2 separate regions of the Homo sapiens genome follow, and region 2 is linked to region 1. A link is a loop called in an ENCODE intact Hi-C map of the cell type or tissue named here. Cell type or tissue: PC-9. All regions are shown on one strand. Links, peaks and the distances in the headings refer to the core of each region. The heading gives the core; the rest is flanking DNA. Region 1 has its middle 85 kb from the start of SPP2. Region 2 holds the start of LOC105373932 (a long non-coding RNA gene).

What was found. A loop is a pair of places that touch in the nucleus more often than their neighbours do. Peaks named below come from ENCODE experiments on the same cell type or tissue, not always from the same donor. Only the 100,000 strongest peaks of a DNase experiment are listed, where the experiment ranks them.
Region 2: a loop joins it to region 1, with 4 times the contacts of the local background. A loop is called at or near these places in 7 of 110 quality-filtered maps.

Annotation. Positions count from the first base shown.
Region 1 is chr2:234,131,407-234,140,948 of GRCh38, forward strand. No RefSeq gene overlaps it. Among named protein-coding and RNA genes, the nearest start is that of SPP2, 85 kb to the left of the region's middle. In PC-9, for the core only: CTCF peaks have their summits at 4,468 (motif pointing right) and 6,142; DNase peaks (open chromatin) are centred at 1,745, 4,585, 5,255 and 6,195; H3K27ac peaks cover 2,054 bases.
Region 2 is chr2:234,191,506-234,201,047 of GRCh38, forward strand. LOC105373932 (a long non-coding RNA gene) reads left to right here and starts at 9,032. Exons shown (of 3, transcript XR_001739236.1): 1 at 9,032-9,542. In PC-9, for the core only: no CTCF peak of the experiment used is centred there; DNase peaks (open chromatin) are centred at 2,676 and 4,196; H3K27ac peaks cover 1,781 bases.

The DNA.
Region 1 (9,542 bases), core at 1,139-9,138:
GAGACAGCTGGGGAGTAGAACCAATGGGATTGGCAATTGATTACATGTAAGGGGGAGAGAGGGATCAAGAATGGGCTACAGGAGGCTGAGGTGAGAGAATCTCTTGAGCCCATGAGTTTGAGGCTGCAGTGAGCTATGATTGCACTGCTGCACTCCAGTCTGAGCGACAGAATGAAGACCCCATATATGGGTTCTGTATTTGACAACTGGCTTGATGATGAGTCATTCATTGAGATGAGGATCATGGTGAAGTTTGTCTATATCAAGCTGTGATGCCAAGTGGACATGTCTGGTAGGCAACTGGCTACAAAGAGGGAGGAGTAACAGGCTCAAGGCAGCAGGAAGAGGAGAGATTCGGGGGTGTAGGAGAATGGCCAGACACACTAGAAAACTACTGGGGAGCACCTCCTTCAGAGCGTGGCCAGACTTCTGTTGAGGCAAGGATGGAAAAGGAACAGTTGCTGAAGCATTTTACAATAGGGGTGGTTTATTAACCACAAAAGGTTTTGTGTGGGTTTTTTCCAGAGAACCTGTGTGTGTGTCTGTGTCCTCATCTCTTCTTATAAGGACCCCAGTCATATTGGTTTTGGGGTCCACTCTAACAACTTCTTTTAACTTAAGTACCTCTTTAGAGGCCCTGTCTTCACAGTCACATTCTGAAGTAGTGGGGATTACCAATTCAAAGTGTGAAATACTTTGGGACAAGCTAAGCAACTTCTCTGTCCCCAGTTTCTTCAACTGGGGTATAATAATAATCAAATGCCATCCTCCTAGGTTTACCTTGGGGATTAAATGAGGTGATAACATGTGTGTGTTTAGAATGGTGCCTGGCACCACGTAAGCATGCGGGCCGGCACACTCATTCATTCGTGATTCCACACATAGTCGTGAAGCTTCTGGACACAGTCGTGAAGCTCCTGGACACGTGTAATCTGCCCTGGAGAATACAAAGGTGAGGTTCAAAATCAAGCAATACTTTAAAAACCAAAGACATCCATGGTGTTGCTAATTGCTGGGTGAGTTGTATTACACTTTACTCAATTAGATTTTTAGAACAGCTTCATTAAGGTATAACTTACATAACTTTTTAAAATCTACAGTTCAATGACTTTTAGGAAATGTAAATGGTTACAGTTGTGTAACCATCATCACAACCCACTGTTAGAAGACTTCCATCACCTCTCAAAATTGCAGTCAATCTCCACTCCCATCCCCATCCAGGCAACCATGGATCTATGGCTTTCTGCTGCCATAGTTTTGCCTTTTCTAGAATTTCACTGAAATGAAATAATACAACATGTAGTCTGGCCTGTCTGGCTTCTTTCCCTTAACACAATGTTTTAGCACGTTGTTGCATGTATTAGTAGTTTGTTCCTTTTTAATTGTTGAGCAATTTCCATCGTAGGGATGTACCCCATTTTGTTTATCCATTCATCAGTATATCTACATTTGTGTTATTTCTGCTTTTTGGCTCCTATGAATGACATTGCTATGAACATCCATGTTGAAACCTTTTTGTGGATGTATGTTTTCATTTCTCTTGGATAGATACCTAGGAGCGAAATTACTGGGTTATATCACAAGTATGTACATAACTTTTTAATGAACTGCCAAACTGTTTTCAAAAGTGACTATGCCAACCCAGCTGGATTTTTAATTCCTTCCAGATATGAAGTGTGCCATGGGTCTTATTTTACGATCAGCTCCCTCACTGCCATTACTCACTCCTGCCTCCCTACAGAGCCCAAGGCCATGCGGTAGGTTTGGAGAAACTCACATTCCTACCAACCAGCTGGATTAACACACTCCCTAGAAACATGTAGCTTGTTTCCTGGGCTGAGCAAGTGTGGTCCTGTCAGAGATGTTTGTGCTCTACAAGAGCATGTGTCGAAGTAATTGATTTAGTGTCTGATGCACTCTCCCTGAAGAGTGGCTGAATTACAAGCTCTCCAAATCCAACTGATCCCTCACATGACTCGTTGGGGACCACAAGGAGGACAGTGGGGCTGGGAGGCTCATTGGGAGTGTTCACTTCTTTCTTTTGCTCCACTATGATAGGAGATTCTGCAACTTTTTTGCAGTTACATCTATTGTTAAAGAAAAAATTATTCAATGACACTTGTGAAAGCACATAAGGAGCCCTCAAGATAGGCATTGGGACCACGGCAATGGGGTTTTGCAGATGGGGAGAGATTAGGTTCAACTCTGAACATGACATATGCAAGTGGGAATTTACAGCCAAGGAGCACGGTGGGGGCAGTGGATGGAAACCACTAAGGGAAATCCTCAGGGTTAAAAGGGATTCTGGCTAAACCAACCTACCAGGATTCTAGCTGAAAACAGGCCAGGGTGATCAGACAGCACCCGGGGGGGTGGAGGATGAGAAACCTGATTAGATATCAAGGGCGATCAGGTATTGAAGGTGTAGCATTTTTGCCAACTGATTTAGTGGGTTCTCTGCTCAAACTGGGTTTTACAAGAAAGTGCTCAGATGGGCCTAGAGGTTTTAGAAGGCTGACTAGTGTTCAGTCAAGCAGAGAGTCTTTGCCACTATCGGCTTGAAAATGGTGAGACCCAAAACACAGAAACATGGCACACGTGGTGGGAGTTATGAGCTCAGAAGGCCAAAGGGAATCCTTCTGGGTGCCCCCAGGAGTCTAGACCCAGAGGACTAGAGTCTGCACCAAGAAAGCCTTTTGCTTGTGTTGCCTTTAGAGAAGAGGAGACCAGCTGGGCAGCACCGCCCCTCCTGGGTTACGTGCAGCTGAGACACTTGTATCCCGGCAGTGAGCCCCGGCCATCTTGATGGCCGATTCCTTGTTCCAGACCGGGGCCTGTTCTCTTGGGATTGTTCTTGCAGGACCCAATATGCACAGTGAAGGAAAAAGTAAGTGTGGAGGAGTGACTGCAAAACCCGCCAGGTCTGATGGGGAGCATGACCCAGAAGCTGAGCCTCAAGGCTCCCAGCACTGTTGTTTCCGGAGTTCCTCTGATGTCCCTGAGCTCCTGGCTCCCCATCTGAAAATGAGGGCGAACATTCCCCTTTCTGCCTCACAGTGTGAAGGTCAGTCACATGGTGTGTGAAAAACCCTTGTCACCTGTAAAGGGGCTCTCAGTGGAAGTGACCTGTGCATTCCTGCAGCCAGAATCAAGCCCGGCACTCCTCAAACCTGCCAGATGATAAGAACCCCTTGGACAGATGCTCACATGACCAGCCTCATCCTTGGAAATGCTCATCAGTGGTTGTGGGTTGAGGCATGGGAATCAGTGCTGAGTAAGTTCCCTAGGGTAATTCTTCTCCTCGGTGGCTGGGGAAACATGGACTATCTGATCGGGTGGTTCTCAGGCTTGTCTGCGATGACCTGGGGGAAGATAACAAAGAGAAAGACTCCATTTTTTATGTTTGACCACTGATGGCTTTCAATCCGTTATCTTTCCCTCCCGCTGGAACCACATCCAGGCAAGTTGATGAGAACATTGATGCCTTCTCCCTGGGTGCCTGAGTGCCCGTGGGGAGTTCAAATCCTGGCCTCTGTGCAGGAACCCTCAACCTGGCTGGCTCACTTTTAACCACAGTAAGAACCAATGCTACTGCCATTGCACCTACTTTATTTTCTCAAGCCCCCTGGACTGTATGGAGCCCAACTTGATCTCCCAAGAAAGTCACATTATGTGACCCTTTTCACAACCTAACAATGGAAGGGACCAGTCTGGGCAGCCTAACCAATTTTGGATGGCGGTTAATCCCACCCTCCATGGGGCACCTGCATGACAGGGGGCTTCAAAGGTCAATGCCTGGCCTGCAGAGTCAGATGTGAGCATCTGGGAGGCAGCCTGGCCATCAGTTTAAAGGTTCCTGGGTGATCCCTGGTGATTGCTGGGTGCAGTGGGGACTGAGGACGTGGGTCTCATTCTCCTCACGTCCCATCCAGTTGACTGTAGCTTTCTCTTAGCTGGCCTTGCCTCAGCCTGGTGAGAGCAAAGTCTGTGCATTTTTTGTTACCTTTCTATTCCCGGATCTTAGCTGAAATGCAGGCGCTGCTTAATTGACAGAAAGAAATGAAAAGGAATTGAATGCTTAGAAACAGTGATCGCATATCAGCCAAGTATACAACAAGAGTCAGGCCTCCCCCACTTTGACACTTTCTCCTCTCTATTGCTATTCATTTTGGGGACCTTTGGGGTAAAACTGCATGTTAAAATGTAAGGAATAAGACTCCAGCTGAGGAATAGGATTTTCACACCTAGAGTTTTTAAAAAATGCAACAGAGTCCGGTATCAAACTCTAAACAGAAACTGGATCGGGGATTCTTTAGAAGGGATTCCTAAAATGGGTGGCCCCAAGCCTAAACGACTTCAGTGGAATCTTCCAGTCTTGCATTCACCGTTACCAGCTGTTTGTAATGGGAGAGATTCAGTGACTCTTATCGGGCACTAGATGGCGATCAGGCATCAATAAGGCCCAACAACCGCCTCGGACCTGGGACCTGGGATTGGCTCCTCCAACCCTGGCCGCCACCCTGGGAAGTGGCCATTGTCATCTTGATTGTCTGTGGGAGACCAGTGAGGCTGGCGGTGGGGATTAGAACTTCACCCAAGGATCACACCCTCCTTCAACCCTTCCTGTGCAGCAGGTTTTACATTCATGTGCAGTGACCGCAGCCGAGGATGTGGGGCACAGCCCGTGAGAGAGACCAGGAGGTCAGCAGTGGTGGGAGTGTTGTGTGCAGTGCAGCCAGGGACCACGGAACGGGTCTCTGTGGCCGCTGGACCCTGCCCCACGGGCCTCAGGGAGGAAGAGCTCTTGAAGGCCGAGAAGGGGCTGTGCTCTAAGCCTGCTGCCCAGGCCTACCCTGCAGCCCCCAGGATGGTTTTCAGGATGCCTCTAATAACACCCATGTCACTCTTACCACTGGCCAAGCACCATTTTGAGCACTTTCCACAGATCAATGTATTTAATCCTCACACAAGCACAATGGGCTGGGTACTACCATCATTGTCATTCTATAGATGAGGAAACTGAGGCACAAGGAAATTACAAAGTTTGTTCAAAGTCATTTGTAGACCAAAAAAGAAAAGAAAGAAAAATTCTGAGCCCTTCAACCATCTAAATGGACCCCTCCTCTCTGCAAGGACATTCCAAAGCTAACCTGAAAAACTAGTTCAGGCCATGATGGGAGGCAGGGGTCAGAGGTCAGACATGCCTCATTATGCCCTCCTCCCTTTTGGAATTACTGATAGAACATTTACAGTGTATTCTCTCTGAAGCCTGCCACCTGGAGGTTTCACATGCATGATTAAATCTTGGTCTTCACAACCCTTTATCTTAACCCAGACATTCCTAAGTCCTCTGACAATAACTTAACTCTTTCAACCAATTGCCAGTCAGAAAATCTTTGAATCTGCTGATGATCTGGAATCCTCCTCCACTCCAAGCCCTGCAGCTTCCAGTTGACCCACCTTTCCGGACAGAACCAATGTTCATCTTACATGAATTTGATTGATGCCTATGTCTACCTAAAATGTATAAAACTAAACTGTCCCTGATCACGTTGGGCACATGTTCTCAGGATCTCCTGAGGGCTGTGTCATGGGCCATTGGTCACTCATATTTGGCTCAGAATAAATCTCTTCAAAGATTTTACAGAACTTGACTCTTTTCATCAACACATTCAACAAGTAGGTGACAGAGATGGGATTATGCTATTTTTTGAGACAGTTTCACTCTGCCACCTAGGCCGGAGTGCAGTGGCGCAATCTCGGCTCACTGCAACCCCACCTCCAGGGTTCAAACAATTCTCCTGTCTCAGCCTCCCAAGTAGCTGGGATTACAGGTGCACGCCACAAAGCCCGGCTAATTTTTGTTTTTTTTAGTAGAGATGGATTTTCCCCATGTTGGCCAGGCTGGTCTTGAACTCCTGATCTCAGGTGATCCGCCTGCCTCAGCCTCCCAAAGTGCTGAGATTACAGGCGTGAGCCACCGTGCCCAGCTGAAAAATGTTTTAGATAAATTTTGTTCAATTGAAAAAAAAAAAAACAAAAAAAACAACTTATTACCTCTTCAGACCTCCTTGAGATGAAGCAACTGACTCCCTCTCACAGGAAATTTCTATGACAGTCAACAAAAGCTGTCAAATTGCCTGCCTTTGTTCTTTGAGAAATTAGAACAGCCTCCAATGCCTGCAGGTTACATTTCCAACCAGTGACTCATTTCATTGAGATGGGTTCTTTTTCCTGCAACGATAGCAAGTTTGTTATACTAGTTGGGTCTTGGTGAGAACACTGACTAGGAACCAAAAAGAATTCCACAGCCCAGGACAATTAGGTCAAGCCATGAAAGCCCTTTAATTCTGGTAAAACCCCCTCAAAGGGGCATGTGAACGTAAGTCTTCACAGCCCTCTGGCGCCAGCACAATGGCAAAATCACTCCACCCAGAAGCACTTGGCCCCCAGCTGGGACGTTCTGGGTTCAGCCTGGCTCCTTGTCCCAAAGGTCCCTGGTTGGCACAGTGGGGCTCTGCACCATCTATCTGGTCCTCTCCAGGGATGGCAGGCATGAGGCGGCATGGGCAGCCTCCTGTGCCGGGAGACTCTGGCTTGCAAGTAGAAATTAAATTCATGTCTTTTGCTGTTGGTGTTATTTGGATACAAAATATCGTCTCTTTCAAATTAAGTTTTAAAGCATCGAATTTTAAACTACTGGCAAGATAGTGTGAAAACTACAGTGATTAGAAGGGCTTGGAACTATTCTCAGATTTTAGCTAAAATGTCACTTTCTTAGGGAAGCCTTTTGTGGCCATGCCTTCCCGATCCCTCCGTCATTCAGTCAAGACCTTCTGAAATGCCCTCCAGCACCACCGTCCTTCCTTCATCGTAACATCTTAATTAGTAATTATATACTAATATATGTGATTATTTGATGTGTGGCTGTCCCCAACTCCTTCCCCCAACCTCAAATACACTAAGCTCCATGCTTGTGTTTTTAACAACCAGAGTGGTCAGGATATGCCTCAAAACATCAAGCATGTGAATTACTTAAAAAAAAATGAAAATAAATGAGACGTTCAATTAAAAAAGGGGAAAATTAAGGAAAAAGTGAGGTCCTGTCACATGTTAGCCTGATTAATTAACTACAGGATGGCATGTACACCCAATGGCCTATTTTATCTAAAACATTTTTCAGCTGGGCACGGTGGCTCACGCCTGTAATCTCAGCACTTTGGGAGGCTGAGGCAGTCATTAAAATTCGGAAGTATCGGTTGACTAAGAAAGATGTTCATAAGACGCCTTGTGAAATAAGCAGTTTTATAAAGCAGTCAATGATTCCATGAAAAATACAGAAATGTGCATAAGAAAGAAACAGTTGGAAGTAAAAACTGTTAATGTCAGGAGCAATGACTTCTGAAGGGGAGCAGCTGAGGCAGAAACTCCCAACTGAGTGTCCCGCCATTTCCTCCTCTCCCTGAGCCCCAGCCAGGTCACATTTCCCAGCCTCGCTTGCAGGTAGGTGTGGTCATAGCTGCACCTTGTCAATGGCTTCTGGGCAGAGCTAATGTAGACCATCTCCAGGCTTGACCTGCTGACACTCCCCATGTCCCAACCTCTATATTCTTTGGCCGTCTGCCGGCTGGAGGTTAATGTCCAAGAAGACCTTGACTTTGGAAGCCACATGGTGAAGGTGGCATAGCTGCCAGCATCCTGAATCCCTGGGCAATGGCGTGAAGCAGGGCTTTGCATGGCACCAAAACGTACACCAGCCTAAACTTGCACCGGATTGGGGCCGGGGCGGTATCTAAGAGGCCATGGTAAAGCAGGGTGAAGCTGAGGATGGAGTTAGACGGAGAGGCAGGGGTCTGGCAGTTACTGGGAAGGTGTTTCAAAGACTCATCTTTTCAGGCCTCTCCCAGGGCAGTGCTGTGACAGGGGCCTCACTCCTTCATGTACAGGATCTGATTGTATCTGGGCTCTGTCAAGCCCCATCTGCCTTTTCCACCAGACAGCAAGCTCCCTTCCCACAATCTCGGGTGGACTCCACAACCTTCTAGGCATGTCCAGTTACTAAAGCAGAGTCTCATTTTGTTACAATTCAATCTTGTTCAATTTAAAAGTTTCAGTCTCATATTTGATCTAAAGCTCTCTGGGCTGGCCACGCTTGTGGCTGTCATGGTGTGGAATGAAGGGTGCTGTGTCTGGCCTCCTTCTTCCTGGCCTGAGGCTGGGGCATTAAAGAAGGAAAGAGGAAAATCTATCCCCTTCTCTATGTGGCAATTGACTATCCCCTTTGGGTTGAGGGGAACCATTGCTCCCTTCCATGGCAATCCCCCCTCGGTGGCGACAAGGTGCTGTTCTTGTGACCGAGGTGGATTTTCTGTCCGCACAAAGCAGCCATGCATTTCCTTTTGCAGCAGGCATCCTGCTCGGGCTCTTATGTGGGAACAGTGTGTGGGCATGGGAGCTCTGGCCAATTAAGGCCACTCTACCCGGGATAACAATGGGTCTTTTCTACCCTGGCACTCTCTCCCTTAGTCAGTGGTATGCGGGAGCCAGCTTGGACCAGCTCATAGGAGCTGATGATTAGATTTTTAGGAATTTTGTGAGCAGATTGATGTTTCCTTGGTAGTTTGAAATATGTCCTGCTGGGAGTATTTACACCACAGGAATTGGCAAGAGCTGTACACCAGGATTGTTGTCTTCTACCCAGAGAACTGGTTATTAAAAATGTATTAGCACAGAAAAGTCAGTGGACTTTTTCTGTGGGGTGAGTGGCTCGGCTACTTTCAAACAAGAAACAACCACTACTGTCGAAGAAAGAGGGTATTACTTGGTATCTGGAACCAAAAGTTGAGTATATTGCCCTGTAAGCAAGGGAGGTCTATGCAGTTGGACACGTGAGTCTCTAAAGAAACAAACTGCTGACTTATATAGGGTTTGAGAACTATGATCTTCAGGGATTGGAGGACTTTTGGAGGCAAGGTGAGTTGTCCTGTAGCTGTGAAATTGTGGCTACTGGGATTTAACTGTTACTGATTGGCTGGTTTTTAGAGGTGCAGCTACTGATGTGAAGATGCTGTTGATTGATTGGAATGGCTTTAAAACTGATCATGGCGGTTACTTGTTGCTACCACCAAAGAACAATCTGTTCTTCCCTTCCTTGAATTTGGAGTATAGGAAGTCACCATTCTCTGACTTAGCGATGGTATCCTGGATCTTAAAGGAAAGGACGTTTAAGTGGAGGTCCCATGGAGAGATGAGGGGGAATGTATGGATTTTGGTTCTTTAAACTCAGTGTCGGCTGCACAAAAAGCAATCAGCCTTTGCTCTTCTAGAGCTTCTCTCAATGTCCAAAGCCTCTAACCAGTTTGGCTTCTCTTTTCCATGGGACACAGGGAGTCCCGCCCTTGCTGAGAATCAGGTCTTCTCTGACAGTAGTGCTGGGGAGTGGTGGCCATTTGTAGGAGTGTCCATCTTCAGGGAAGATGCTGCATCATCCAGTAACTCTTGCAGGACAAGGAAAGATCTCACCAGTATATCACACCATCCTG
Region 2 (9,542 bases), core at 491-8,490, 59 kb after region 1:
AACTCAAATCTAGATGGTTTCACACGGGAATCCTGACAAACTTTCAGAGAATAGTTAATTTCTGTTTCACACAAGTTGTTTTAGAAAGTAGAAGGAATAGGCTACTGCTCATTGTGTAAATCATCTACAATCTTGATTCTAAAATTAGATAAGGATAGCTCCCGAAATGAAAACCATAGGCCCGTTATATATTTGAATGTAGGAGAAAACCGCCCAAATAAATTGTCAGCTACCCAAATCCAACAGCACATCTCATTCATTGTGATAAAGAGGGTTGCTCTGATACAAGGACACTTCAAATCAGAAAATGAATCCGTGTAACTCACCACATTCATACATTCAAAGAGGAAAATCACACAATTATCTCTAATGTGCTGAAAAAGCCTTTGTTAAGATGCAACTCTAGCAAACCTGGAAGAGCAAGGAACATCGTTACTGGCAACCTTGCACGTAGCCACTTGGCCACGCAGGCAAAGGCTTGAACTGCAGCTGAATCTGAGTCTTGGCAAAATGCCTTGTATTCCTCCCAGAACACAAGAGGATGAGAGGCTGGTGAGGAGCTGCTATAAGGCCATTGCCCTCCCACTGCCCTGTCTCCCCTGGGAGGCTGTCAAGAGACAGTGTCTCATGGTTTCCTGGGGTCTCTGGGTCCTAATGAGGTCTGGGGCTTCTGGTCTCACCCCCTGCCCCTCCCATGCCTCCTACAGAACTGCAGATGATAAACCACTCAGCTGTGGTCTAGGCTTTGCTCCTCACCAATGAGGTATACCATAACTTCATTGCAGTCATTGACCTTTTCTGTTTTCTTTTTTTTTTTTTTTTATTATACTTTAAGTTTTAGGGTACATGTGCACAATGTGCAGGTTAGTTACATATGTATACATGTGCCATGCTGGTGTGCTGCACCCATTAGCTCGTCATTTAGCATTAGGTATATCTCCTGATGCTATCCCTCCCCCCTCCCCCCACCCCACAACAGTCCCCAGAGTGTGATGTTCCCCTTCCTGTGTCCATGTGTTCTCATTGTTCAATTCTCATCTATGAGTGGGAACATGCGGTGTTTGGTTTTTTGTCCTTGCGATAGTTTACTGAGAATGATGATTTCCAATTTCATCCATGTCCCTACAAAGGACATGAACTCATCATTTTTTATGGCTGCATAGTATTCCATGGTGTATATGTGCCACATTTTCTTAATCCAGTCTATCATTGTTGGACATTTGGATTGGTTCCAAGTCTTTGCTATTGTGAATAGTGCCGCAATAAACATATGTGTGCATGTGTCTTTATAGCAGCATGATTTATAGTCCTTTGGGTATATACCCAGTAATGGGATGGCTGGGTCAAATGGTATTTCAAGTTCTAGATCCCTGAGGAATCGCCACACTGACTTCCACAATGGTTGAACTAGTTTACAGTCCCACCAACAGTGTAAAAGTGTTCCTATTTCTCCACATCCTCTCCAGCAGCTGTTGTTTCCTGACTTTTTAACGATTGCCATTCTAACTGATGTGAGATGGTATCTCATTGTGGTTTTGATTTGCATTTCTCTGATGGCCAGTGATGATGAGCATTTTTTTCATCTTTCTTCACAGAATTGGAAAAAACCACTTTAAAGTTCATATGGAACCAAAAAAGAGCCCGCATCGCCAAGTCAATCCTAAGCCAAAAGAGCAAAGCTGGAGGCATCACGCTACCTGACTTCAAACTATACTACAAGGCTACAGTAACCAAAACAGCATGGTACTGGTACCAAAACAGAGATATAGATCAATGGAACAGAACAGAGCCCTCAGAAATAACGCCGCATATCTACAACTATCTGATCTTTGACAAACCTGAGAAAAACAAGCAATGGGGAGAGGATTCCCTATTTAATAAATGGTGCTGGGAAAACTGGCTGGCCATATGTAGAAAGCTGAAACTGGATCCCTTCCTTACACCTTATACAAAAATTAATTCAAGATGGATTAAAGACTTAAACGTTAGACCTAAAACCATAAAAACCCTAGAAGAAAACCTAGGCATTATGATTCAGGACATAGGCATGGGCAAGGACTTCATGTCTAAAACACCAAAAGCAATGGCAACAAAAGACAAAATTGACAAATGGGATCTAATTAAACTAAAGAGCTTCTGCACAGCAAAAGAAACTACCATCAGAGTGAACAGGCAACCTACAAAATGGGAGAAAATTTTCGCAACCTACTCATCTGACAAAGGGCTAATATCCAGAATCTACAATGAACTCAAACAAATTTACAAGAAAAAAACAAACAATCCCATCAAAAAGTGGGCAAAGGATATGAACAGACACTTCTCAAAAGAAGATATTTATGGGACCTTTTCTGTTTTCTTGTCACCCTTTTGGTGTATGGGACAAGGACTGAGGGATGCCGGCACCTTTGACTTAAACACTTTTTCTTTCCATCTGTAAGTAATCAACTGTCCAAATATAAAAGTGGCTCATTTTGTCATCACCAGTTGAATCAGTAAAACTTCAAAAGCAAAGCCAGAAGGTGAAATGTGATTAATTTGATTACATTAGCATTGATAATTTCCATTCATCAAAGAACAATGTAAACGAAATCATTGAGAAATCACAGAATAGGAGATGATTCTTGCTGTACCTATGATAAACAGGAGATTGCTATCTAGAGCACACAGAACTCCTGCAAAACGATAAGGAAATGATAGCATCCCAGTAGAAAAAAAAATGGGCAAAGGACAATAATGAATAAGCACGTTAGAGAAAAAGCCCAAGAAACTTCAAAGAGTGCAAAGACAGGCTCAGAATCATTAGTAATCAGATAACTGAAAGTTAACACTGTAATGACGTATCGTTCTTTGCTTTTAGACTGGCAAGCTCACTCCTGCAAGCTCTCTTGAGAAAGTGTCCATTGCTCATTACGGGGTGTGCATTGTCATAGTGATGGTAGGGGCAGGGAGAGCTAATCTGAGAGAAGACTGTGAAAGATCCCACATCGTAAAAAGGGACATTGTCTACAATTTAAATGTGCCAACATTTACTTCTTCAAGCTGGGTTTGAGATATTTTATTACCTACTCCCTACATTACAGCTTCCCAAGAATCTGCAAGCCCAATGGGGCTAAGATTTTATTACAGAATCTAGGCATTTCAGAGCCATTATAATGATAAGAGTTCCTGATATTGAAACAAATGATATTATTTAAAACAAAAACTTTTATTAATACTTTTACAATTTTTGTGACAGAATAGTTCAAAAGCCCCTAAGCATGAATGAGTGCATTATTCAGGGAGTTTTGTGGGGACAAGTGAACACAACTAACTGAAATATCATATATTTGATCTAGATTTTAAAGGATAAATAACTGCAAAAGGGTAAAAGCCTGGGGTCATTATAAAAGCATTCTGGAAACTAGAAGTTTAGCGTGACTGGGTAGAGATGGAGGGAAAGGTAGGACAGGAGTCTGGAGAGGTACGCAGGGGTGTGAGCTGCCTCTGTGGACAGAGGTGAGCCCTAACACCTCAAAGAAAGGAAATGGCCCCATAGGATTTGTTTTTGAGGTGGAAAATGCTGGTGGTAAAATGAAGAAAGAGCTAGAAAGAAAGAGGAGAGATAATGGAGGGAGGCTATTGAAGGGAGTCAGGCTGAAAACGCAATGGTAGAACTCAGCATCTCAGAAAGACAAACACAAAACCAGCATGGCGGCCGGGATTGTGGGCCAAGTCTGGTCGGGGGCAGGGAGTCGTTCTCCTGGGCATTTCCTTACTAGTGAGGTAAGGGGGCTCTGGATCCCTGGAAGCCTGGCATTCCCAGACTCCAGGATTCACTTCCTTTCCCTCCCCAGACCCTGCCTTCCCCCAGCTGCCCCCTGACCTAAGGCTCTTCCCCTTCCCCTTGCCATTTTCTGGTCCTCTGACTTATCCCTTTTCTGAGAATCACTGAATTTGAAGCTAAAGTGGCTCCACAGATCACTCATAATCTCATGGTTGTTTGAAGGACCAAATTGCTCAAGGGATCAATCGAAAGAGAAGACAGAAAATAACTCTGACCTTGGCCCACAATCTTTGCCTCTCATTCAATCACCAGTGACTTTTCTGTTAGATGTGTTCTCAATAATCATCCTTATATTGAAGGCATTTGTAGAAAGGTGGAAGAGAGTTTTAGTTAGTCAGCATATCACATTTCACGTTGATAAACTGGTTTGTGTAGTACCCTGTTTCCTATTTGCAAAGAGATGCAGTAATTCATCAGCATCCTATGCCCTTACTCCTCCTTAGGGATTACTGAACTCAGGCAAAGGTGGTGTATTAGTTTCCCAGGAATGCTGAAGCAAAGTGCCACAAGCTGGGTGGCTTGAAATAATGGGAATTTTTTCTCTTACAACTCTGGAGGCTAGACGTTTGAAGTCAAAATTCTTAGTAGGGCCAAACTTTCTCTGTAGGCTCCAGTGGAGAATCTATTCCATGCCTTTCTCTTAGATTCTGCTGTTTCTGGCAACCCTTGGCATTTCTTGGCTTGTAGATGTGTTGCTCCAATCTCTGCTTCTATTGGTTGGCACATGGTGTTCACCCCACATGTCTCTGTCTCTGCATCTCTTTTCCTCTTCTTATAATGACATGGGTCATACTGAGTTAAAGACCCACCCTACTCCAATAGAACCTTACATTTACAACACCCTATTTCCAAATAAGGTCACATTCCAAGGTTCCAAGAAGAACATTAATTTTGGGGAAAACTATTCAACTCAGTACAGGTATCCTTGGTTGGCTTAGTTTTATATTAGATTGACCTTTGGCCTTACCTAAATTATTAGGAATGCACCTACTTCGTATATCCCTCAGTTGCTTTCCCCATGAAACCATGGTCAAGAAACCAAATCCACAGATATTCACGCATGCATCCACTCTGTAAACATTTATTAGGCAGATACCACATGCCAGGGACTATGCTAATGAGGAAGTCAATGGAGGGGTTCACCTTCCAGGAGAGGAACAAACACATAAGCAAATAAATTTAAATAATGCTAATAGGAGGGGCACAGAGGAGGAAGCCTGGCCAAAACAGAAATGACTGCGCTGAGTGAGGCTCTGAGGAGGAGATGGAATATAGAGGGGAATCAGGAAGGGAAGGGATTAGGGGCAGTAGGGCCAGGTCAGCACATGTAAAGGCACACAGACATGAAAAACATTGGAATTGGAGGACCTACACACATTCCTGTTGACTGAAGAGTCGACAGTGTCTGGGAGCAGCAAGAGAAGAGTTGGGAAAGATCATCGCAGACAAGAGGAGAGATGGGAGTAGGAACTTCAGCTTGTAGGTTGTATTAGTTTATTCTCACACTGATATAAAGAAATACCTGAAGGCCAGGCACAGTGGCTCACGCCTGTAATCCTAGCACTTTGGGAGGCCGAGGTGGGCAGAGTGCCTGAGCTTAGGAGTTCGAGACCAGCCTGGGCAACACGGTGAAACCTCATCTCAACTAAAATACAAAAAATTAGCCAGGTGTGGCAGCATGCACCTGTAGTCCCAGGGAGGCTGAGGCAGGAGAATTGCTTGAACACAGGAGGTGGAGGTTGCAGTGAGCTGAGATTGCACCACAGCACTCCAGTCTCGGTGACACAGTGAGACTCCGTCTCCAAAAAAAGAGAAATACCTGTGACTGGGTTATTTATAAAGAAAAGAGTTTTAATTGGCTCACAGTTCTTCAGGCTATACAGGAAGCATGATACTGGCTTCTGCTAGCTTCTGGGGAGGCCTCAGGAAACTTATCATGGTGGAAGATGCAGGGGAAGCCTTCTTACATGGCTGGAGCAGGAGCAAGAGAGAGACGGGAGGTGCTGCACACTTTTAAACAACTAGATCTCACAAGAACTCACTCTCCATCCTGAGAAGAGCACACCAAAGGGCTGGGGCTAGACCATTCATGAAGGATTCACCCCCATGATCCAATCACCTCCCAATAGTCCCCACCTCCAACATTGAGGAATACAAATAAACATGAGATTTAGGTGGGGACACAGAGCCAAACCATATTCTAGGTGATGAGGAGGACTTTAAGCAACAGGTTAAATCAAAACATCAGTCTTTAAAAATGTACATGGAGATCAGTGAGGAGGATGCACTGAAGAAAAGGATGGATTGAAGAGGAAGGGACTTGAGGCTGGGATGCTGGAGTGGATGTTTGGCTTCCACGGTTGGGAGACAGGAGGAAAACAGGAGGTTAAAAATACAGATTTGAGAGTCATGAGTGTTTTGGACATAGGGATGTGCCCAGGGTGTACAGAATTTTCAAAAGAAATACAATGGAAGCTCGGAGATCTGAACATGTGCAGCCCACAGGAGAAGGAGCAGTGGGAGACCAGGAAGAGAGATGAGAATGGAGTAGGAGGACAGGAGACAGGAACATGGCAGCAGGCTGCTTCTTGGACCAAAAACCATGGGGAGGTGGAGTACACGGAATATTCTGGGCTAGAAACACAAGCCACAGACCACACATACACACACACAGACACACAGACACACACACACACACACAGTGTTTCTATAGCCATGATTTCACATTAGAGAATTTAACTTTCTAAATTTATAAAGTTAGTGTTTTGGTGATGATTCTTAAAGATATATCCACTCAAATGTCAAGAGCAGTTAAAAGCACTCAAAAATCCTTTGGAAATATTTTTTCTGAAGGAAATTTATTACAGCAAAAGCATTCCATAGACAAAGAGGATAATAGAGTTTTTCTGTACTTCTCCAAACCTACTCTGCCATAAAGGTGTTTCCTAGGATGAATTTGTTCAATGGTTGGGATGGAACTCCAGTGACACTTATAAAAATAACATCCAAACACACACACACACACACACACACACACACACACACACACACAGAGAGAGAGAGAGAGAGAGAGAGAGAGAGAAAGTTAATCAGCAATTTAAGCAGTTTCCTTCCTTCCTTCCTTCTCTCTCTCTCTTTCTTTCTTTCCTTCCTTCTTTTTCCTGCATCCTTCATTCCCTTCCCTTCCCTTCCTTTCCCTTCCCTTCCCTTGCCTTCTTTCCTTCTCTCCTTCTTTCCTTCCTCTTCTTCTTCTTTCCTTCCTTCCTTACCGACAGAAAACTTACAGAGCACCTATAGGCAATTTTCTAGGTTCACACATTTGGGCATCAGGAAATGGTGATAATCATTAGCAAGTAGGGTCTATCTAATCCAGCTATATATAGATAACACCACTAAGGAATTAAAAAGAAAATTCTGGACATCTTTATGAAAGTAAGAAAATGCTTTTTTAAGAATAATGGAAGCCACGCTGATGAGACAGCCACCTAGAATTCATCACGCCTATACATACGCAAGGGTGCATCAAGGACCTGTAGCCCGCGTACGTGTCTTTCTGCAGCTCCACCATCCTGAGGAAGTGGTGGTCTTCCTGGGCCAGTGTGGTTGAGAGCACAGTTCAGTTGACCTGTGTTCCTCAGCTCTAGGCTCTGCAATTCTCTCCTGTGCGGTCCATCCTGCTTTGGTCCATTCTATCAGTGCAAGGAGGTCTGATTTCTTTTGGCTAAGTCTTGGTTTCTTTCTACACACTTGTCCAGAGCTCAAGCTTTGAGGTCTGACTCTTCATCAGTTCGTATATATGAAAGAGTCACAAATTCCAGTTTGTCTTAGTGGACCAAACCACAGGGCAGATAATCTTGTGCTTCTAACTGGAAGCCCTGTATCTGCAGCATCTCACACCCTCGTCTCCCTGGGGGGAAGGAGGAGCCTTTCTGTGGAAGGTTTCCATTGCCTTCTGCCAGGTGTCTAATGAAAATGACGATAGCTGGCTGGGCACCATGGCTCATGCCACTTTGGGCTTGTTGGCTCACTCCCAACATTTTGGGAGGCCAAGGTGGGCGGATCACGAGGTCAGGAGATCGAGACCATCCTGGCTAACATGGTGAAACCCCGTCTCTACTAAAAAAATACAAAAAATTAGCCGGGCGTGGTGGCAGGCGCCTGTGGTCCCAGCTGCTCGGGAGGCTGAGGCAGGAGAATGATGTGAGCCTGGGAGGCGGAGCTTGCAGTGAGCCGAGGTTGTGCCACTGCACTCCAGCCTGGGCGACAGAGCGAGACTCCGTCTCAAAAAAAAAAAAAAAAAGAAAAAAGAAAAAAAAAGAAAATGACGATAGCCACTACACTCCCTGCATAATGCCATTACCTATCTGTCCAGCCAGCCCTGTCCTCCAAGGCTAACAGATAATTACTGCTTAATTATGTCTTAGTCGAAGCTGCACAGTTACTTTATAAAATGCAGTGTTTCTAGTTGCCATGGCTTAAAGATGACAGGTAGGTTTATCTTTAGATAGTCTATGAATTTGTACTGATTTTATGCAACAGGTTTCCAAAGTCAGTTCTTGTTATTTTATTCTGCATGTAAGCCTTTCCTGCAGAATCTTTCCTGCCTGTGTCTACCTGGATCCATGTCCCTGCTTACCACTTCAAACTGGTTTCTTCACTCTGAAGCAGGTTCCCCTTCCCCTTCAGGATATCTGGACCAAGTTTGAAGATGGGCATGAGTTAGGTTCACCCTGGAGCAGGTTCACCCTGGAGTAGGTTCCCCTTCCTCTTTGGAATATCTGGACCAAGTTTTCAGATGGGCATGAGTTAAGTTGCTGTTCCTTTAAGGATGACGTTTCTTAGCAACAATGGATTGCCTGCTTTGTTTTCTGTGGATCGATTGTCTCTGTCTGCGGCTCTCAGCTCCATTTTTTTCAAACTGATCATTGGGCATAAATATTGCTGATGAGCTGAAACTAACATGCTCCCCCCTCCAAAATAAACTAAAAAAACTAACCAAAGGAACACATTGAGGGACTATTCTAGTTGTCCTATTCCAGTTGAATATTCATAGTATTCATCAGTACTATTTAATGTTTTATATAAACTCCAAATGTGCTTGTTATTTCAGTGTTCGGAAAATTTATAGCCAGTAAAATTACATATATACATATACATGATTTGCTTTTATTTATTTGGTTATGAATGCAAGTAAAATATTATTTTCTTTATGTGCTCATTGAGTGCTTGTGTTTCTTGTATGAGTTGGCTAGTCAGGATCTCTGTCCATTTTTCTCCTGCGGCCTTTGTTAGCAGAATTAAATTTTTTTCTCGACCACTCCTCACCAGCCAAGTAAGCATGAGTTCCATCCACCCAGAGCCTCAGACTATGCATCACTAAAGCGAGAAATGTAGACCTGAGAATCCCCAGGTCCTTAGAGGCCTGTGGAGGTCCTCTGATTCTAGAATTTACTTCCTTTCGCCCCAGAAGTAAGTGTTAGGAAGGAAAACTTCAGAGCAGTGTGAAAGAAGGAAATGGGGGACCCTACTTATTTGGGGGCCATGGAAGTCAGCAGCTCTGAGAGGGGAGCTGAGCATGAGGAGCAAGGGGAGCAAGGGGAGACATGAGCATGAGTAGAAGTGGCCAATTGCAGCACAGAATAAGGGCAGGATGAGGGTTGGCAGGGACCTTCAGGGGAACTGGTGCCAGGCACCGAAGGTATGAGAGCCTCTGACCAGC